Linked DNA regions of Homo sapiens: region 2 is linked to region 1. A link is a loop called in an ENCODE intact Hi-C map of the cell type or tissue named here. Cell type or tissue: heart right ventricle. All regions are shown on one strand.

What was found. Hi-C counts contacts between places; a loop is a spot of excess contacts. Peaks named below come from ENCODE experiments on the same cell type or tissue, not always from the same donor. Only the 100,000 strongest peaks of a DNase experiment are listed, where the experiment ranks them.
Region 2: it touches region 1 in a loop (19-fold over the local background); 5 of 110 quality-filtered maps call a loop at or near these places.

Annotation. Positions count from the first base shown.
Region 1 is chr7:78,019,454-78,021,953 of GRCh38, reverse strand. It overlaps MAGI2 (membrane associated guanylate kinase, WW and PDZ domain containing 2), which reads left to right. Exons shown (of 22, transcript NM_012301.4): 22 at 1,978-2,500. Among named protein-coding and RNA genes, the nearest start is that of DDX3ILA1, 30 kb to the right of the region's middle. RefSeq lists a silencer at 2,271-2,430 and an enhancer at 2,411-2,500. In heart right ventricle, CTCF peaks have their summits at 1,005, 1,211 (motif pointing left) and 1,991; DNase peaks (open chromatin) are centred at 1,253, 1,653 and 2,033; H3K4me3 peaks cover 1,312 bases; H3K27ac peaks cover 1,728 bases.
Region 2 is chr7:80,018,028-80,020,527 of GRCh38, reverse strand. No RefSeq gene overlaps it. Among named protein-coding and RNA genes, the nearest start is that of GNAI1, 120 kb to the left of the region's middle. RefSeq lists an enhancer at 257-762. In heart right ventricle, a CTCF peak has its summit at 1,168 (motif pointing right); no DNase peak of the experiment used is centred here; H3K27me3 peaks cover 676 bases.

The DNA of each region.
Region 1 (2,500 bases):
ATAAGTAGGCAGCAGGTGGGGTACAGAAGAAAAATATGATTGACCCTCCCATTGCAAAGTGCTTTCCCTTAGAAAGTGTATGTCTCACATCTGTAAAGTTGGATATTTTATCCCCATCTTATAAAGGAAGAAATTGAGGCTCAGAGAGATTTAGTTGTTGGTCCAAAATCACGTCACCAGTAAATACATGCCAGAGCCAGGATTAGATTCCAGGACTTCTAGGATTTTACCATGTGAAAATGATAATGGACATCAGTGTATGGAAGAAGGAAGGTTAACATTATGCCCAAAATGTTCCATTCGAATTTCACATAGAATGAGAAACGTTTTTGATTTGCCATTCTAAAGATGGCCAGAATTATTGGGAAAACCATTGCCACTGCCCTTTTCCTCTCCTTATTGCTTTATAAATCAGTATCAAAGGTACTATATAAGAACCCTCAAGTTTCAAACAAAGTAGACCCTGGACATTAATGGACTGAGTATGCACAAGTATCACTGACAGCCTCTGACACGTTACAGAGGCAAGAGCTTGAATCACATGCACTGAGGTTGCTGTGTGGGACTGAATCTTTTAGCTAGTGAGGGAGGCTCACCTGGCACCCAGAATTCAAATCTATCAATGTGGTTTCTTCGTTCTCCACTCATGACCATATACCAATTCTGTGGAAGAAAAATTACACTCTAGAATATCACAAAATTTGAGCATTTCCAAGGTCATGAGACATATTTCTTACAAATATCAAGGATTCACAGTAATTGGATTTCCCTGCTTTCATTTCCCCTTAGTGGCCAGAAGCTCCAGGGAACTGTTGTTGCTCACAGTAGCAGCTAACTCATCTCAGATTCCTAATACATCTGTCCTTCTACTTGGCCTCTGACCAGCTGTTGCTTTAAAAAAAAAGTCATCTCTCATTTTAATCATTGTTTTATATGTGTTTTGATGTTGTCAATTGTCTTAAATCCTTTTTGGAAGTAGGTAACTTAAATCCTAAGTAAATGTTGGAACTAGACTTCCTAGAAAGAATTATCTTAGTCCTGGGGCCCTCCATAATGTTAGAAGTACTAAAAAGAATTAAGTTCCATCCGGACTTGGCAAAGAAAAAAAATGGAATTAAGGACGATTTTTTTTAAAAAATGATAGTTTTAAAATGTATTTATCCAAATTCTGAAACTGACAGCAGCTAGGAATATGCTTTGAGTGACACCTACTGGTTGAGAACGTCACTTCCCAACTTCCAGAGAACCCAGACCAGTGTTTCTCAAAGCTTGGCTCTAAACCAAGCTTGTCCAACCCGCCTCCAGCTTTGAATGTGACCCAACACAAATTTGTAAACTTTCTTAAAAGATTATGAGATTTATGCATGGACCTTTTTTTTTTGAGCCCATCAGCTATCGTTAGTGTATTTTATGTGTAGCCCAAGACAATTCTAATGTAGCCCAAAGAAGCCAAAAGATTGGACACCCCTGCTAGGCCACCTTTTTCAGAATGGGTGCCTGATAAAAATACAGAGGACTTCCTGGGCCCCGTGCTGCTGAAACCTCCGGGCCTGCTCCTCCCGGGGAATCTGTATTTTTCACCACCACCCTGGTGATTCCAAGGTCTACTCGAGTTGGAGACCCATTTATTCAAGGGCTGTCAAGTGAGCTGTCTATACAGGACTATCAGGCCCGAGAACACCCCCGGAAGTTAGCAGGGCCAAGGCGAAGGGATTAGGCCTGGGCTTCGCGTTGGCCTCCCCGGTCCACGGACGAGGTTCGGGGCGTGGGGGCTAAGCGGGGCGGAGGGAACCCCCAAATCCCCGGGGGCGCGGCCGCTGCCCTCTCGGCAGTGAGGGTGGGGGTGGGGGTGGGGGCGGCGGTGGCTCCGGCCCCTGAGAGCAATCGCCCCAGCTGCCTGCCCCTGTCCCCGGCGTAGAGAGGGCACGGGGACGTCCTGCGTGCGCCACTGCTAACGCCTGTGCTTCCCGTCCACAGACGAACCCGCCCCCTGGAGTTCTCCCGCTGCCGCCGCCCCAGGTCTGCCGGAAGTAGGCGTCTCCCTGGACGACGGCCTCGCTCCATTCTCTCCATCACATCCAGCCCCACCCTCCGACCCTTCCCACCAGATAAGCCCAGGCCCAACTTGGGATATCAAACGGGAACACGACGTTAGGAAACCAAAGGAGCTTTCAGCCTGCGGCCAGAAGAAGCAGCGCCTCGGGGAGCAGAGGGAGCGCTCGGCGAGTCCGCAGAGGGCCGCGCGGCCGAGGCTCGAGGAGGCGCCCGGCGGCCAGGGGCGGCCCGAGGCCGGCAGGCCCGCCTCGGAGGCCAGGGCGCCCGGGCTCGCGGCGGCAGACGCGGCGGACGCGGCGCGGGCGGGCGGGAAGGAGGCGCCCCGTGCGGCGGCGGGCTCCGAGCTCTGCCGGCGCGAAGGCCCGGGGGCTGCGCCGGCGTTTGCCGGCCCGGGCGGCGGCGGCAGCGGCGCGCTGGAGGCCGAGGGCAGGGCGGGTGCGCGCGC
Region 2 (2,500 bases), 2.0 Mb before region 1:
GCTCTGCCCAGTCTGAACTTCCCAGAGGCTTTGTTTACACTGTGAGGGGAAAACCGCCTACTCAAGCCTCAGTAATGGTGGACGCCCCTCCCCCCAGGCTTGAGTGTCCCAGCTGGACTTCAGACTGCTGTGCTAGCAGCGAGAATTTCAAGCCAGTGGGTCTTAGCTTGTTGGGCTCTGTGGGGGTGGGATCCACTGAGGAAGACCACTTGGCTCCCTGGCTTCAGCCCCCTTTCCAGGGGAGTGGAGGGTTCTGTCTTTCTGGCGTTCCGGGTTCCACTGGGGTACAAAAGAAATTCCTGCAGCTAGCTCGGTGTCTGCCCAAATGGCTGCCCAGTTTTGTGCTTGAAACCCAGGGCCCTGGTGGTGTCAGCACCCAAGGGAATCTCCTGGTCTGTGGGTTATGAAGACCATGGGAAAAGTGTAGTATCTGGGCCGGATAGCTCCATCCCTCACGGCACAGTCCCTCACGGCTTCCCCTGGCTAGGGGAGGGAGTTCCCCTACCCCTTGTGCTTCCCAGGTGAGGCAACGTTCCACCCTGTTTTGGCTCACCCTCTGTGGGCTGCACCCACTGTCTAACCAGTCCCAGTGAGATGAGCTGGGTACCTCAGTTGGATATGCAGAAATCACCTGCCTTCTGCATTGGTCTTGCTGGGAGCTGCAGACTGGAGCTGTTCCTATTCAGCCATATTACCTGTGAGTCCTACTATCTTATTTTTAAAATACAGTTTTTCTTGTTTATTTTACTAGAGAACTTACTAGCAAAGCAATCCACTGCTTTACTCTTGGTAACTTTCGTTCTGGTCTAACTTGGGAAACTGTGGCCATGACACAGGAAATTTTACAAGTAACTGCATGATCTCAGATATTACATCACTATGTCATATTCTTCCTCTGAAGCACAATGGATTATGGCTTCTTTAAAACTCTAAAACAGTCTGGGGAAAATATTGGAAAATATAATAGTCCCATGCCTACACTTCTCTTTTAAAGCCCAGGCTTTAAGTATGACGAGGCATAAGTAAAATAATGAGTTTTTCCATTTTTGCCTTTCCTCCCCGTCCCCCAACCTACCTTCAAACTTTCATCATCTGTGCTTGTTCCTGACTTCCTGGCCACCTATGGTGCTCTCCTGCCAGATTGTCTTCCTCCATGTTGGCCACAAGGTGGCGCTCTCAACGCTCATCTATATATATTCCACTATCACTGAGACCCTCACTACAATGAACCCCCTGTGAATGTGATTCTGTCTCTCCCAAGCGTTCTGAGGTTGTTTAGACAGTGTTAACAGGACTAATCTGATAAGTGAATTTTCATATTGGAGAAAGACTAAGAAAATGTTCAAGGACTTACTTTCTCAGTGTTACAGTCATTGTTTTCTGACTCAAGAGTTCTTTGCTTAGAGGAAAGTGACTCCGATGTTGAATTACATTACATATATTCTTGCATACTACATGTGTTCATGAAGCTATCCCTGATTTTGATAGGGGATTTGGCGATAAATTTCAAAGTAAAGTAGGGTTTCTACTTCTCGCTTATCTTTGTCCTAAACACATTTTCTTGCTCTCCAGACATCTTGAAATTTGAATATATAAACAAAGTGTAGGTAGAAGGGGTATTATGTGATAGAAAGTGGCTGCCTTTGAAATCAAAACATGTTTGAGTCCCTACTCAGTCACTTACTATATGGGTGATCTTGGTTGATTCTTTTAAAGTCTGTTATCTTAAACTGTATTATCTCAAATGGAGGTCATAATGCTTTATCTCTTTTGTAGGTTCTTTATCTCTTTTTTGTGTCTCTTTATGTCTTTTGTAGGCTCATTGCAAATCTTAAATGATCCATTTTATACAAAAATGTGTAACGTGTATTCTTTTATTCAACAAATACTTACAGATTGCCAATATCTGCCTTTTACTCTGTGCCAAAAAAGAAAGTTATTGATCTTATAATTTTATCTTCAAATTTCACAATTTTTCTCCTGGCTTCAATTACCTGGAAATATTATTATTACCAGGAAAGAGTATGTAATATCATATGACATACTGATATGGTCCATGCATGTTATTCAATGATGAAATATCTTCATTATCTTCGTGATACACCCTTTTTTTCCTTTGTGGTTGAACTGTTCTCTCCATATGATATAATCCTCATAGAATCTACAGGAAAACAGTCTCTGATTCCCTACGTCAACATCACTTTGTGCACACTGTATTGAATTGTGAATGTCTGCTCTATACATGTGTTTCTCTTAACAGACTTAGGGCAGTGACTACTAGACATTATTCACTTTTGCATCCTCCTCACTTAGCATAGTAACGTCAAAGTAATTGTTTTCAGAAAGTTGGTTCAGGACTCATTAATGGATAATTTCAATGAGTCATTAAGTATGGCCACTAAGCTTCCAACAGACAGGCACAAATTCACTTATCCTTCAATTTTACTAATATTGCAGAAATGGATGCTTTAAATTTTACTAAAATATTCTTAAAATCTAT